2 separate regions of the Homo sapiens genome follow, and region 2 is linked to region 1. Evidence: read pairs that join two places in POLR2A ChIA-PET (ENCODE). Cell type or tissue: MCF 10A. All regions are shown on one strand. Links, peaks and the distances in the headings refer to the core of each region. The heading gives the core; the rest is flanking DNA. Region 1 overlaps HK1 (hexokinase 1). Region 2 holds the start of LOC101928994 (a long non-coding RNA gene).

Region 1 (8,327 bases), core at 72-8,071:
AAATAATAATTAAAAAAAAATGAAGTATTTGCTGTGTTATATGTGCAAAGCATATGGGCTATGAGGGCCCACAGCATGGTGTGGTCATACCTTGGGTGGGAAATCCCTAGGCTAGGAACTGCTTACAGCTAGGCTGCAGATGTTAGCTCCTTAAGTGCTTCAGGAAGCTGCTCCCATCCCCAGTTCTGGGGATGTGTTAGTCTGTTTGGAGTAGCAGGACAGGTGCCCACTGCCTTCTGGCCTAATAAACCTTAACAACGGGATCTTTTGCAACCACTTAATATACACTGGGTTGTGTTCATTGTATTTGATCTTAAAGAAAAATAGGTAAAAATTTTACAGTTTGATTGGTCTTGATTTCTGGAAATAACATTGACTTCTGGTAAACAGTACACATCAGGGATATTATACTTAGAAACTTTGTAAGGTGGAGTCAAAATTAATTGTCACAAAAATGTGTATTTTTTTTTTTTTTTTTTTTTTTTGAGATGGAGTCTTCGCTCTGTTGCCCAGGCTGGAGTGCAGTGGCACGATCTCAGCTCACTGCAAGCTCCGCCTCCTGGGTTCTCGCCATTCTCCTGCCTCAGCCTCCTGAGTAGCTGGGACTACAGGCGCCTGCCACCACTCCCGTCTAATTTTTTGTATTTTTAGGAGAGACGGGGTTTCACTGTATTAGCCAGGATGGTCTCGATCTCCTGATCTTGTGATCCGCCTGCCTCGACCTCCCAAAGTGCTGGGATTACAGGTGTGAGCCACCACACCCGGCCATGTATTTTCTTATTCTTTTTTTTTGAGATGGAGTTCTGCTCTGTTGCCCAGGCTGGAATGCAGTGATGTGATCTCGGCTCATTGCAACCTCTGTCTCCTGGGTTCAAGCGATTCTCCTGCCTCAGCCTCCTGAGTAGCTGGGATTACAGGCACCAGCCAATGCTCCTGGCCTGCATTTTTTTTTTTTTTTTTGAGATGGGGTCTCACTCTGTATCCTGGGTTGGAGTGCAGTGGTGTGATCTCAGCTCACTGAAACCTCCATCTCGCGGGTTCAAGTGATACTTCTGCCTCAGTGCCCCCCCCTGCCCCCCAGTAGCTGGGATTACAGTCGCCTGCCACCATGCCCGGCTAATTTTTGTATTTTAAATAGAGACTGGGTTTCACCATGTTGGCCAGGCTGGTTTCAAACTCCTGACCGCAAGTGATCTGCCCGCCTTGGCCTCCCGAAATGCTGGGATTACGGGTGCCAGCTACTGCCTCTGGACTGCATTTTTTTTTTTTGAGACAGAGTCTTACTCTGTCGCCTGGGTTGTAGTACAGTAGCACGATCTCACCTCCCTGCAACCTCTGCCTGCCAGGTTCAAGCGATTCTTCTGCCTCAGCCTCCCTAGTAGCTGGGATTACAGGTGCCTGCCACTACACCCAGCTAATTTTTTGTATTTTTTGTAGAGACGGGGTTTCACCGTGTTGGCCAGGCTGGTCTTGAATTCCTGACCTCGTGATTCACCCGCCTCGGCCTCCCAAAGTGTTGGGATTACAGACGTGAGCCACCGCGCCTGGCCGCTTTTTTTTTTTTTAATGGCTTTTTGTCTCTGGGCATCCTGGAACACTTCGTGAGTGTCATGTCGGGTATGAATTATATATATATGTAATTGAGATTACACTATAAATGTTTCTGCACACAACTATACTAACATATGTGTAGGTGTGTGTATGCTTTCATATGCTCTTTCAAAAGCCTCAGCGAGGTTGTCAGTACAGGAAGTATTATTCCCGGGCTTCCCAGCACGGCTCCCTCCCCAGGGCATCCTGCTGCCTGCCTTGTGTGTTGCAGACAGAAGGCAAGCAATTTATTCCCCATTTAGAAACAGAGACTGAAGGCCCATCCAGAGGAGATAAAACATTTTTCTAAGGTCGAAAGAAAATCAGGAATAGGATTCAGAGGGCTCTTCTTGCTTCCTCTGTTTCCTTCTTTTAGGAGAAAAACCTGTCCTTGTTGATTTTAATGTTTTACCTTGGAACCTGTATTTTAATACTGTCCCCTCACAAATCAATACATTTGAGTTAATTTTTTATTATGAAATATTTGAGGCACATAAAAGAAGATTGAGGTTCACATAAACACCTCTGAGTCTGCTACTCAGCTTGAGAAGTTATAGACACAATTACAATTACATTACAGACACAGTTGAAGCCCTTTCTATGCCATCTCTGAGATAGTTTGCTGCTTCTCCCTTCGGAGGTGACCTCTGTCCTGAATTTGGTGTTTATCTTTTCATGCATGTTTTTACGCTTTTATTACATATGCATATGTCTATAAACAGTATATGGTATTGCTTTATAGATATATGGTTTTGATCTTTTGTAAATGGTGCTATACTGACTATGTGTTTAAGCAATATATGGTATTGCTTTGTGTGGTTTTAAACTTTTTTTTTTTTTTTTTTTTTTGAGATGGAATCTCATTTTGTTGCCCAGGCTGGAGTGCAGTGGCACGGTCTCAGCTCACAGCAACCTCTGCCTCCTGGGTTCAAGCAATCCTCCTGCCTCAGCCTCCTGAGTAGCTGAGATCATACCTGGCTAATTTTTTTGTATTTTTAGTAGAGACGGGGTTTCACCATGTTGGTCAGGCTGGTCTCAAAATCCTGACCTCAAGTGATCCACCTGCCTAGGCCTCTTTCCAAAGTTCTGGGATTATAGGCCTGAGCCCCCACACTCAGCCAGTTTTAAACTCTTATAAATGGTGCTATACTGTATGTATCCTTCCGCCATTTACTTTCTTTTAGCTCAACATTGTATTTTTGAGATTTTAAAAATGTTGATCTACGTAACTGTTTCATTAAACTGCTCTGGTTTCTTACAGAGTATAAAAGCTCCCTAGTTAATTCATCTATTCTGCTTTTGATAGGCATTTGTGTTTCTAATGTTTCAAGTGACAAACAATGCCTTGGTGAACTTTCTCTAGAACAACTCATTCAGCGCATGCACAAGTTTCTCTAGGCTCTAAGCTGTGTACCTAGGGCTGAGATCACCAGGCGGAGAGATGTGTGCGTTTTCCCATATACGAGATTCTGCCAAGTTGCCATCCGTGGTCATGCCAGTTCACACTCCCATCGGAAGTATGTGCAGGTTGCCTTTGTTCCACACCAACCCTTGTTATGGTCAAACCTTTGCAAATTTGTAATAGATGAGTTTTAGTCTGTTTCCTTCCTCAGTTGTTTCCATTCACATCACAGTATTCGAGCTGTGTTTAAAATTAGCCCATTTCCTGAGTTACCTTATCAGAGTCCTTGCTTCAGAGTCCCACGGACTGAAGTTGACAGCTCCATGGACTGCTGCTGCTGAGATATCTGCACTGGGGAGGGATAGTTGATGCAGGGAAAGGCTTAGGATGGCTCTCCATGGCCCCTGGTGCTGTGGGCTGACTCCGTTAAGCTTTTCTGGGAGTTGAAACACACATTTGTGAGCTTTCACTTGCACACACTTTCTCTCTTCCCGGGTGGATCCGACCCGGGTAGGGCAGGCTTATCTGTTGCGTAAATGTGCCCAGCTCTGCTCAGAGAAAACTCAAGCCAGCAGCCTCTCAGACCGTCTTCCGTAAAAGGAGAGGGTGGCTGTACCCACGTGGCAGGGAAAACTGAACCGTGAAGTCGGCGGCTCAGCCCTTTGCACACAGAAGCTGAGCTGTCCCTGTGCGAGGCAGAAAATGTCGGCTCATGTTCATCTTGAGTCTATGCCTGATTACAGGCTCCAGACTCGGAGACCTCGAGGGTGCCTTACAGGGAAGGGGGCATTCAGTGCCTACTAGGCGCCCGGCTTTTCTTTTTCTTAGCAGGGGTCTTATTTAATCATTTCTAGTACTCATATGAACCAAAGCCAACATTCATTGTTGTATTCATTGCCATGTACTGTGCTAAAGGCATCGTGAGCCTTTGCTTAGTTCATCCCCACAACGCCCTTGTGAGGTGGGTGTGATTTCAGACGGTGAGGCCCAGATAGTGAACGATAGAGCCAGCATTCAGCCTCATCAAGGCTGATGGCAGAGCTCCTGCTTTTATTATTTTCTCAATTGAGTTATAATTCACCTACCATGAAACGCATCATTGTACAGTGTACAATTCAGTGGTTTCTAATAGATTTACAAGGTTGTCCGAGCACCATCACCATCTAATTCCAGAATATTTTCATCACCCTCCGAAAAAAACTACCCGTTAGCAGTCACTTCCCATTTCTTCCTCCACCTAGCTTCTGGCAACCACTATCTACCTTTTTTTTTCTTTTTTTTTAAATGGATTTGCCTCTTATGGACATTTCATATAAATGGAATAATATAAAATGAGGCTTTTTGTGTCTAGCCTCTTTTATTTAGCATAATGTCTTCAAGGTTCATCCATGTAGTAGCATGTGTTAGCACTTCATTCCTTTTTATTGCTGAATGCTATTCCATTGTATTTATCTACTACATTTTGTTTTTCCATTTGTCAGTTGATGGGCATTTGGACTGCTTCCACTCTTTTCGGCTGTTATGAATAATGCTGCTCTGAACATTTGTGTGTGAATTTTTTTTTGTATAGACATGCTTTCTTTCTTTCTTCTTCTTTTTTTTTTTTCAGATGGAGTCTTGCTCTGTCACCAGGCTGGAGTGCAGTGGTGCAATCTTGGCTCAGTGCAACCTCTGCCTCCCGGGTTCAAGTGATTCTCCTGCCTCAGCCTCCCAAGTAGCTGGGACTATAGGCGCATGCCACCATGCCCAGCTAATTTTTGTATTTTCAGTAGAGACGGAGTTTCACCATGTTGGCCAGGATGTTCTTGATTTCTTGACCTTGTGATCCACCCACCTTAGCCTCCCAAAGTGCTGGGATTACAGGCGTGAGCCACCGCGCCCGGCCAGACATGCTTTCATGTCTGTTGGGTGTATATGTAGGAATGGAATTTCTTGGAAAACCCCTGCTTTTAATCGATTTAAGGAGGAAGGCATCAACTCCATTCAGAAATGAGCAAACGAAGGCCCCCCAGGTGGTGAATTGACTTTCTGATGACCACACAACTCATGAATGACAGGGATAGGAACACTACTGCTGGTCCCCTGATTCAGAAATCCATGTTCTTTCCACCATTACACCCAACTCTCATTGTGCAGTTTAGGGAAACAGATGCAAGGAGGGAAAGACTGGGGTGGGAGAGGGGTGGAATTGGCTTGGGATCCTCCAGGTTCCCTGCCCCCCATCTCCTGCCCCTCCCCAGCACCAGCATGGTGTCTCCTGCCTGTGCCTGCTGCCTCACCCCCAGCCCCATTTGCTTAGTGTTGATGAGCCCCTTCCACTTGGGAAGGAAATGGATCCGATAAGGTCATTAACAGTGAAATGTTAGGAATTTGCCCTGTTTTTCAAATCTCCCTTTTCATTTGTCTCCCTCTCCCATTCTTGTCTGCATTTAAAAGAGGACCCCCCAGGAGGGCAATGCTTAACCTGCATGAAAACCCCCTCAATGCTCCTTGCGATGCCCACTCCTGGCCTCTGCCTGGGGGTACTGTAAGCAGCTGTCGATTCCATCAATTGATTGACACATGGGGCTTGTCTTCAGCCATGTTATTCACCCAGACCTCATGTCCCTGATGTCTCCTGGTGCCTTCTAGGACCCTGTCTGGGTGGGTGTGGTGAGTGAAGTAGGAGACCCAGGCTACTGCTGTGATAAAGACACCACCTCACCTTTACAAAGTTCTGTTTCATTTATAAAATACTTGATTTAATCAGATGCTTACTTTAGTTGGATCTTTCCATCAAGCTTGGATGTAGGAATTTCTTCCTGCATCTTACATATGGGGCAGGTGAGTCCCAGGAAGTGGAATTCATGTGATCTCGGTGGCCAGAAAGCAGAAGAGCTAGGATGGGTACACAGACCTCCCTAACGCCAGTGGGCAATTCTTGCAGTACCTGCAGAACCAGAACGGTGGTCCAGGGCTCCAGACTCCAAAGCCATTGATGGGGTTCAGGACATACTATCCCCAAATAGTAATATGGCATTTGAGAAAACAGCAGAAGCAGGAAGGTCTCTCACCTTTCCCCTCCCTTCTTCCCTGATGCAGACTCTCATTCAAGAAGGTGTCTACCTTATACCCAGAAGAAAGGGACATCCTTATCTCTGGAGATACAGGGACACAGAGAAGAACAAACAGGGCCTGCCAAGTTCTCTTCAGTTTATCACTATTAGATCATATCCCCTTTCTCCAGTCACACTTCTTCACGATCATCCACTTCTTCATCAAACCTGACATAGGGAAATATGCAGACTTACCTGTTTCTTTTCTTTTTTTCTTTTTTTTTTTTTGAGACAGTTCTCGCTGTGTCGCCCAGGCTGGAGTGCAGTGGTGCAGTCTCGGCTCACTGCAGCCTCCACCTTCCTGGTTCAAGCAATTCTCCCACCTCGGTCTCCTGAGTAGCTGGGATTACAGGCATGCGCCACCATACCTGGCTAATTTTTGTATTTTTGGTAGAGATGGGGTTTCACCATGTTGACTAGACTGGTCTCGAACTCCTGGCCTCAAGTGATCTGCCCGCCTCGGCCTCCCAAAGTGCTGGGATCACAGGCATGAGCCGCCACGCCGGGCCAGAGTTACCTGTTTCTTTGGACCTTCATTTCCTTATGAAGGCTTCTGCGTCACCTAAAAACTTAGATTAATTTGTATACATTGTTCTTGTTACTCTGTCTTTTGTTATAGGGGCCTCAGCCATAAACCTAAGATGGGAAGGAAGGATATTTCTTTTCAGCTACTGCGTGTTCTACATTTCAGCGGCCTTCTTCATAGAAACTGTCACCCAAGGCTCTGATAATGGAGATATGTCAGAAATGCTGGGGCTGTGTGTCCAGAATAGTAGGCGCCAGCCATAGGTGGCTGTTGAGCTCTTAAAATGTAGCAAGTCTGATTTGAGATGTGCTGTGGCATATAAACTCCACACAGGTTTTCAAAAATTTCATGTGACACAAAGAATATGAAATAGCCCGTTAATAGTTTTCTAATATTGGCTGGGCATGGTGGCTCACACCTGTAATCCTGGCACTTTAGAAGGCTGAGGCCAGAGGATCACTTGAGCCCAGGAGCTTGAGATCAGCCAGGGCAATATAGCGAGACCTCATCTCTGCAAATAATTAAAAACGTCAGCTGGGCATGGTGGCACACATCTATGGTCCCAGCCACTTGGGAGTCTGAGGTGAGAGGATTGCTTGAGCCCAGGAGGTCAAGGCTGCAGTGAGCCATGATTGGAGTGCACTGCACTCCAGCCTAGGTGATGGAGCCAAGACCTTGTCTCAAAAAAAAAAAAATTTTTTTTCTGATATTGATTAGACATAGAAACAACATTTTGGATATACTGGGTTAAATAAAATACATTATTTCATTTGGGAGTCTGAGGCAGAAGGATTGCTTTGATTGTTTGAGGCTGCAATGAGCCTTGATTGCACCACTGCACTCCATTCTGGGTGACAGAGTGAGATTATCTAAAAAACAAAATTAATTTCATCTGTTCTTTTTAAATGTGGCTAGTAGGAAACTTAAAATTGCATATGTGGCTCATATTATCTTCCTGTTGGACAGTGCTCTGCTAGATGGTAAATTCCATGGCTCAGGAGTTTGCACTCTGCATTTAAAGCAGTGGGTTTCTGGGCATCCTTGGGCCTCAGTTTCCTCATGTGTAAGCCACAGTTTCCTCATCTGGAATCCATTATCTCGAAAGGACCCATCCAGCTTGAGCAGTATTGTGAGGTGACCATCAAGTTCCCTAGGCCTCATTTTCTTTCTTTCTTTCTTTCTTTCTTTTTTTCTTTTTTTGAGACAGACTCTTGCTCTGTCATCCAGGCTGGAGTGCACTGGCGCAATCTTGACTCACCGCAACCTCTGCCTCCCTGGTTCAAGCGGTTCTCATGCCTCAGCCTCTCTAGTAGCTGGGATTACAGGAGCGCCGCACCACACCCAGCTAACTTTTTTTTATAGTTTTAGTAGAGACGGGTTTTGCCATGTTGGCCAGGCTGGTCTTGAACTGGCCAAGTGATCCACCCACCTCAGCCTCCCAAAGTGCTGGGATTACAGGTGTCAGCCATTGTACCTGGCCTGGCCTCTGTTTCATCTGTCAGATAAGGTAAATGATTCCTGCCTTGTTCTCTGCCCCCACTTTTCAAATGAGAGAATGGACGAGGAAATACTTGGAAAGTGTACACAACTGTACAAATGCCAGGTGTTATCATTGTCACTCACCCAGCTCACACCTGTAGACACCTTGAGTAGCCAAGTGGAGGACGGCAGCTTCCTGGCTAACAGAGTAGGCAGACAACAGAGCCCTGAGCCT
Region 2 (8,327 bases), core at 1-8,000, 96 kb before region 1:
CTTAACTTTTCCAGTTTCGAGAGGCCACCTGCATCCTTGAGGCATGCCCCTTTCTGTTCTCAAAGCCAGCAGTGTAGCCTCTTCAGGTCCCTCTCTGACCTGACCTTCTGCCTCCTTTCAACATTTAAAGATCCTGTGATCACGTTAGTCATGCTTAGATAATCCAGGATAATCTCCCAACTTCAAGGTCAGCTGATGAGCAATTTTGATCCCATCTGCAACCTTAATTCCCCTTTGCCTTGCACCCTCAGATATTCACAGGATCTGGGGATTAGGATGTGAGCATCTTTGTTGGGGGTGGGGGACATTATTTTGCCTACAATGGCCTAGAAATCTGTAGATAGGATCTATGAGGTCCCATCCAACTCTTCCATTCTCAGCCTCTGAATGAAGCTGTAAGAGGGAAAAGGGCTGCTACTGGCCTGGAGTGGTGGCTCACGCCTGTAATCCCAGAACTTTGGGAGGCCGAGGGGGGCAGATCACTTGAGGTCAGATGCTCGAGACCAGCCTGGCCAACATGGTGAAACTCCACCTCTACTAAAAATACAACAATTAGCCAGGTGTGATGGCATGCACCTGTAATCCCAGCTACTCGGGAGGCTGAGGCAGGAGAATCACTTGAACCTGCAAGGCAGAGGTTGCAGTGAGCCGAGATTGCGCCACTGCACTCCAGCCTGGGTGACAGAGCGAGACGCCATCAAAAAAGAAAGAAAGAAAGGAAGAAGAAAGAAAGAAAGAAAGAGAGAGAAAGAAGAAAGAAAGGAAAGAAAGAAGAAAGAGAAAGAAAGAAAGAGAAAGAAGAAAGAAAGAAAGCAAAGAAAAAGAAAGAAAGAAAGAGAGAAAGCTGCCATTTACTGAGCAACCACTGTGGTCATGGGGTGCTGGGGACTCGCTGAGCCACATATTTCCTGTGACAACCCTGTGGTGTGGCTGTTCAGACAGAACCACCAAGGACCAAGGGGTTTCTCCCATGTCAGGGTCCCAGTGCCCAAACCGAGCTCGTGAAAGAGCACTGGGGCTCTCGCAGGAGCAGGGTCTGAGGTTTGGGAGCTCTCAGGGGGCTTTGATGGGATCAGTCGTGTTCTGGACCTCTCTGGAGCAATGCCTGGATCAAGGTAGCTTGGCTCTGCTGGTTGAGAGGCCCTGGGACACTGCACTGGGAAAGGCCCTGTGCCCTCACTTGTGGGTAGGTGCTTGGGATGGACAGTGCCCTGTCCTGGAAGGACGTTGAGCTTCGGAGAGAGACAGCCCTACTTTGAAATCTTGGCTCTGTCCTTGCCACAGCTTGACGAGAGTACTGGGACGTGTCCTTGACAGGGCATCTGGGGCCCCTGGGAGGAAGCAGCTGAGTCATGTGGGGAGCACCAGGGCTAAGTCCGCCTGGCTTCCTGGACTGCAGCCCCTCCTCCTGATACAGACAAGGTGTGTCCCCAGAAGCAAGGGAAGGTGGCCTTTGATGGTCTGGAGGCTCTGGGACAGGCGGTGTCCTCCTGGCCCTGGCTGCTTCTGAAGGTTCAGAAGTGAAACTAACTAAGTCATAGAAACTCTCTCCTCCTTAGCCGGGAAGACGCCCAGCTCCCCATCCCCGTCTCCGCAGAGCCTCTCACCACACAAAGCATCTCACCAGTGATTCTGTTGTGCCGAGGTCCCTGGGCCCAGAGTCCCTAATAAGCCAGGTGTTCTTGGTAAATCCCGGCACCATACATGATTGTCAGGATTTAATGAGATCATGTGGATGGCGTGCTTTAACATCTCTAAAATCTTGTCCCAAGTCCTCCTAGCTCTTGTGAGCTGGTGGTATAATTTCATGATTACCGACAAAAAACAAGCAAAACTCTCCTAATTCCTTATGGTGTCCGTTTCAGAAATGTATGCAGCTTCCAGAGAAGTCCTGAGTTTGCCTACTCCCATCAGGACCTATCTGCGAGGGAGTCACCTGTTTGAGCCTTAGTTACCACCCAGCCTTTTGGTCAGGGGGCTGCAGTGGTCTGTTCTGACAGGATCAAGTGCCTTAAAAGTGCTGTGTTAATACTGGAGCCTTCTCTGCCAGTCATGGAAGGGGCATGGGAAGCATGAGGGTGACTGTGATTCTTTGGCTTGACCCCTGCTGGCTCTGTTCCAGGCCTTAGCCTCCAGTCAGCCTCCAAGGCCAAATAGGCCTTGGGGGTGAGCCCGGGAGCCCTGAGGTCGTCAGCCTGGAGCCTCGAGTGTTTCCTAATACACACTTTCCCAGCCCCTCCCCCTGGGGACTCTGAATCTCCAGGAATCTCCGCATTCAGCCACTGTGCACCTTTGGGAGACTCTGCACTGGGTAAAAGGAGGGAGTGAAGGCACCAGCACCAGCAGTGACTTACGAGAAGGGAACCATTGGGTCCAAGGCAGTTCATGGAGGGTCCTCTGGAGCAGGCAGATTGGCCAAAGCAATTTACCCCGCTTAGGACACTGTTTTCTCTTTTCTTTCTTTTTAGAAACAAGGTCTCCCTCCGTTGCCCAACCTGCAGTGCAATGGAGCCATCATAGATCACTGCAGCCTTGACCTTCTAGGCTCAAGTGATCCTCCTGCTTCAGCCTCCCAAGTAGCTGGGACTACAGGTGCATGCCACTACGCCCAACTGACTTTTTTGTCTTTTGTTTTGTAGAGACAGGGTTTTACCATATTGACCAGGCTGGTGTTGAACTCTTGGCAAGGGATTAATTCTCCTGCCTGGGCCTCCCAAAGTGCTGGGACCACAGGTGTGAGCCACCGTGCCTGGCCGGGGCTGTTTTCTTGATGTCTGTGAAGACTCTGAGGCCCCACAGACTGCTGTTGCCTGGGCAAGTCCTCCCTCTCCCAGGGTCCACTGGTTCCTTTTTTCTGGGGTCAGAGACAGAAGGGATCACACCATGTGGCATCCATGAAATGGCACCTCGAGCCACTGGTGGAGTGAGGTGTTTGATAGTGATTGCGATGCGGGCCGGGAGTGGGATGCCTCCACACCGACACTGGCCAGGTCTCAGCACATCCCCTCCCGTCCGATGGCAGTGCAGCAGCCTCTTCTTTTGTTAAACCCTCAGTCTATTCTGGTTGGTGTCAGAGGCATTTGTCCCCAGAATCTCAGATCTTGGCACTCCCTAGCTTAAAATCTTTCTGCAGCTCCCTCTCACCTTCCAGATAAAGCCCAAGCTCCTTGGGGTGGATAGCTTTTCCAAATCCTTCCAAATTTAACCTGAGAGCCACCTTCCAACCTCATTTCTGTGACAGCTGCCCTCCTTTGGCAAAAGCACACTCACTCTTAGCGGATGCTTTCTCATTCCTTTGCCCGTGGTTCCTCTCCCTGGGACCCCCGCTCCCGGCAGCCTGGCAGCCTGACTCCTGCTCACCCTTCAACACTCAGCTCTGTGTCCCCTCCCTGCAAAGCCAGCTGCCTTTGTCTCCCAGCTTTGACCTGGATATCTCTCCCTGTGCCTCTCACAATCTGAGCACTGGTCCTACTATATGGAAATAGCTGATTTATGCGCCTGTATTTCGGATCAATTTCCCAGGGAGCACACCGTCTTTCATCTGCGCATCCCTAGCACCTAACACATGTTACTCAGCACAGAGTAGATGCTCAGTAAATGTGTGGACATAGATTGTGGGATCTACCCTACCTCCTACACAGCAAGACAGCATCTGGGAGAACCCTCTTACTTGGTGCATAATATATACTAATAAAAGTTGCATAGGATTAACTCCCTGAATTCCCTCACCAAATAATAAATGACTCCATCAGCTCCTTTGTGGCTGATCTGTGAAGGTAAGAATTTCCGGATGTCTACACAAAAACAAAAAATCGAGCTGGCTGCACCTTTGCTACTCTAACTATGGTCTACAGACCAGCAACAGCAGCAACATCACCAAGTTGGCCAGGCTGTTCTTGAACTGCTGACCTCAGGTGATCTGCCCGTCTCGGCCTCCCAAAATGCTGGGATTACAGGCATGAGCCACTGTGCCCAGCCCCCACCTTTCAATTAATGGCATCTGTCTTGGGCTGGGCTGGGTTGTGTTCCAATGTCTCCTTTTGGAGTGGCTCTGGCCTAAAAAAATCAGCATCCTTGGCACCTCAAGGGCCATTGTTTAGTCCCTGTCTCCTCTCCCCTCCAGGAGTGTTTTCCCTCTGCCCATAGGATCATCGGCTGCAGGAGGCTGGCTGCTCCTCGCCGCACATCCTGTCTTCCCCCTCATACCTTTATCCGAGTTTCCCCAGGCTGGGAGCACCAGCTCTCTCTTCCCAGTGATGGCATCCCAGGATGGGCTCCACCGTCGAGGCCACCTCTCATACCACCGCAAGGGCTGTGCTCACATTTGCCCTCTCCAGTTGACATGCACATTCCTACAGCATGAGCCAGTGGGTTGGGCTCAGGCTGCAGAGTCAGGCTGACTTAGTTCACATCTCAGCTCTGCGCCTTACCTCGAGGGCTCTGAGAAATGGCCAGAGTCCTCAGCCTTGGCAAATGAGCATAATGATACCTAGTGGCTGTGATTTGAAGACGTTGATTATATGTCCAACCTCTAATGCAGAGCTTGCCATATCTGTAGTAGACCCTCAATAAATGGAAACTGAATTTGTTTCTTAATAGAAAATGGGGAGTTCCTTTCCCTGGATCTCGGAGGGTCCAAGTTCCGAGTGCTGAAGGTGCAAGTCGCTGAAGAGGGGAAGCGACACGTGCAGATGGAGAGTCAGTTCTACCCAACGCCCAATGAAATCATCCGCGGGAACGGCACAGAGGTACCTGGCAGGTGGCTCCTGTGACCGCAGGGAAGGCGGTGGCATCCGTGTGTGGGGAAACCACACCTTAGCCCATGTACTTTGCTTTCTCTTCTCTGCAGCTGTTTGAATATGTAGCTGACTGTCTGGCAGATTTCATGAAGACCAAAGATTTAAAGCATAAGAAATTGCCCCTTGGCCTAACTTTTTCTTTCCCCTGTCGACAGACTAAACTGGAAGAGGTAAGGCGCGGAGGGAAGCAGCAGTGCAGGAATTGGGGCTTGGGGAATGTGGGCACGGGTGGGAGTCAGGCTGCACGCAGGAGAGAACAGCAGGAGCTTTCTTGTTTGTCTTTTTCTTTTCTTTTTGTTCATGATGAGGTGGCAGCGTGAGGCAGAGAACTTGTTAACGCAATGGCCTTGATTTTATGATTAACGTGGGCACAGCTCGGGGGAGTAGAATGCTTTTCACTAGCTCTCAAACCTTGGTGTGAGGAATTCCTTGGAGGGCTTGTTTTAAGCACAGATTGCTGGGCCTACTGGAATCAGTGGTTCTGCAAGGAGGCCCTAAATTCGCCTCCCTGACAGGTTCCTGGCAGATGTGATGCTGCCTGAGGCCTGCACTTAGGACCACTGACATAGCCAACTAGAAGAAACATGGGAAGGCTGGGGAGTCTCTCCCTGTAGTGAGCCCTCAGGAGGAGGATTAGAATGGGGGCACTGGAGGACCAGGCGCGGTGGCTCACGCCTATAATCCCAGCACTTTGGGAGGCCGAGGCGGGCGGATCATGAGGTCAGGAGATCGAGACCATCCTGGCTAACATGGTGAAACCCCGTCTCTACTAAAAATGCAAAAAATTAGCTGGGTGTGGTGCCGGGCGCCTGTAGTCCCAGCCACTTGGGAGGCTGAGGCAGGAGAATGGCGTGAACCCGGGAGGCGGAGCTTGCAGTGAGCCGAGATTGTGCCACTGCACTCCAGCCTGGGTGACAGAGCAAGACTCCGTCTCAAAAAAAAAAAAAGGAATGGGGGCACTGGAGGAGTGAGAATGTCCTGGAGCAGACACAGAGCCTGGGATACACAGTCTGAACTGTGTCACCAGCTAGGCCGGGGTTCCTGGTAACTCATCTCTGTGTGTCTCAGTTTTCAATCTGTAAGCAGGAGGAAGCTAACCCAATCTTATGTGAATAAAGACAGCAAATAAGGGGACGTTCTGGGGCCAGGTTGGGGGAGTTACTGTCAAGAGTCTAGTCTCCCCGGGCCACTCCTGTCTGGGTTGGGGACCCTGATCAATCTCCTCCTCCTGGCCCTCCTGGTTATGATGCCCAGTTGACAGTCACATGGACCTCCTTGGGATGTGCTTGATATTGTTGGCTTGAGTCACTTATTGGTGTGGAATAGTGAAAGGGAATGAGCTTTCATGTTCCACACACATGGCTTTGAATCATGGTTCAGGACAAATTGTGTCCCCTTGGACCAGTTCCTTAATTTCATGAGCCTCTTGTTTTCTCTTTGAGAAAATTTTATTTATTTTTATTTTTTTCTTTGTAGAGATGAGGTCTCACTATATTGCCCAAGCTGGTCTCAAACTCCTGGGTTTAAGTAATCTGCCTGCCTCTGCCTCCCAAAGCGTTGGGATTACAGGCATGGGCCATTGTGTCCCACCTTGTTTTCTCATTTGTAAAGCAGGGATAATAACATCTGCTTGTTGGGCTGAGGTGAAGCTTAGGCAAAGCATTTGTAAAGCATCCAACACTGTGGTTGGGCCTTACACAGTAGCTGCTAGGCTGTGGTGACTGTCCCTGGATTACTTGTCTCTTTGTGCTTTTGTATCTTATCCCTAAATTCAACAGAGGTTTTTGGAGGGCAAGCAGTGCCCGCCAAGGGCACAGACCTTCCCCGCCAAGGTCTCTGACAATGTGTTGTATTTAATAGGTGCTTGATAACTATCTCACAGTTGAAAGGTGTCAATCATTTATTTGATTCCATCGTGGGAATTTGCCATCATCTATACAGGGGACAGGCTGAGTTTTACTTTTTCATTCTTTTATAAAGAAAGGACTGAGAAAAATAATATAAAGAAGGTTCCAGGGGCCTGGCGTGGTGGCTTTTGCCTATAATCCCAGCACCCTGGGAGGCTGAGGCGGGAGGATTGCTTGAGCCAGGGAGTCCAGGCTGCAGTGGGCTGTGATCACACCACTGCACTCCAGCAGCGCAGGCCACAAAGCGAGACTCCATCTCTAAAACAAGCAGCCAGATGCGGTGGTTCATGCCTGTAATCCCAGCACTTTGGGAGGCCGAGGGGGGCAGATCACCTGACATCAGGAGTTCAAGACCAGCCTGGCCAACATGGTGAAACCCCATCTCTATTAAAAATACAAAAATTAGCTGGGCCTGGTGGCGGGCGCCTGTAATCCCAGCTACTCGGGAGGCTGAGGCAGGAGAATCACTTGAACCCACAAGGTGGAGGTTGTGGTGAGCTGAGATCACGCCACTGCATTCCAGCCTGGGTGACAGCGCGAGACTCTGTCAGAAACAAACAAACAAACAAAAAACAACAACAAGCAAACAAAAAACAAACAAAAAAGTTTCCAGGGAATGTTTGGGTGAGACCAAGTGGAGCTGGCTGGCAGAGAAAGGTCCTAGGAGTGAGTAGATGTGTATGTCAGGGGGTTGGGAATCAGGGCCCTGGCTGGATCCTGTAGTGCAGGTGGTGGAGTGAGAGTGTGCCAGCTGCTCTTATTAGAGAGCTCTGGAACAGAGACTCCAGGAAGAAGGAAGAAAATTCTCAAGCTCTGTGAGAATTCATTCAACTTTAAGAATTAAATGCACATGCTTTCTTGATAGCTTGGCAGCGGAGGGTGTGAACGGATGGTTTATCCATCCAGGATTTTGTCATTTATCTATGTTGAATACCCACCAACATCTTTCTCAATAATAATGATAAAAGCACGTGCCTCCGGTTTTGACACTGTACCTCGCGCTGTGCCAAATGCTTTATGCGCATTATCTTGTTAAATCCCCCAAACAATTCTAAGAGGTAGATATGATTATCTTCATTCTATATTTGAGAAACACTGCAGCTCAGCGAGGTTAAGAGACTTGCACAAAGCCACACAACCAAGAGTAGCCCACCCCAAGTTCATAAGCTCCCCAACTACAGTGCCTTTCCAGAAAGACACCACTTTAGAACTTCATTTAAAATGGCAGCAGGTGCCTGAAAGCATTTTGATTTTTTTTTTTTTTTTTGAGCTCTGTCGCCCAGGCTGGAGTGCAGTGGTGTGATCTCGGCTCACCACAATCTCCGTCTCCCAGGTTCAGGCAATTCTCCTGTCTCAGCCTCCCGAATGGTGGTATTACAGGTGCCTGCCACCACACCCAACTAATTTTTGTATTTTCAGTAGAGACGGAGTTTCACCATGTTGGCCAGGCTGGTCTTGAATGCCCAACTTCAGGAGATCCTCCCGCCTCAGCCTCCCAAAGTGCTGGGATTGCAGGCGTGGTGAGCCACTGTGCCCGGCCCATTTTGACCCACTTAGTGTCATATTACAATAAAGATTTTTCAGGTAAAATTTAAACTAAGGAAGGGCATTTAATTATATC

Evidence for each region. Peaks named below come from ENCODE experiments on the same cell type or tissue, not always from the same donor. Only the 100,000 strongest peaks of a DNase experiment are listed, where the experiment ranks them.
Region 2: POLR2A ChIA-PET joins it to region 1 with 5 read pairs; 8 of 35 experiments call an interaction of 5 or more read pairs at or near these places.

Annotation. Positions count from the first base shown.
Region 1 is chr10:69,324,584-69,332,910 of GRCh38, forward strand. The region is part of intron 1 of HK1 (hexokinase 1); the gene reads left to right. Among named protein-coding and RNA genes, the nearest start is that of HK1, 9.9 kb to the left of the region's middle. RefSeq lists enhancers at 1,222-1,830, 4,284-5,085, 5,086-5,887 and silencers at 3,370-3,664, 3,390-3,684. In MCF 10A, for the core only: no CTCF peak of the experiment used is centred there; DNase peaks (open chromatin) are centred at 1,738, 3,588 and 7,898.
Region 2 is chr10:69,228,165-69,236,491 of GRCh38, forward strand. It overlaps HKDC1 (hexokinase domain containing 1), which reads left to right. Exons shown (of 18, transcript NM_025130.4): 3 at 4,600-4,748; 4 at 4,850-4,969. It overlaps LOC101928994 (a long non-coding RNA gene), which reads right to left and starts at 4,326. Exons shown (of 5, transcript NR_120648.1): 1 at 4,207-4,326. RefSeq lists enhancers at 1,055-1,224, 1,524-1,583, 1,624-1,673, 3,670-4,869, 4,483-5,208. In MCF 10A, for the core only: no CTCF peak of the experiment used is centred there; a DNase peak (open chromatin) is centred at 4,377.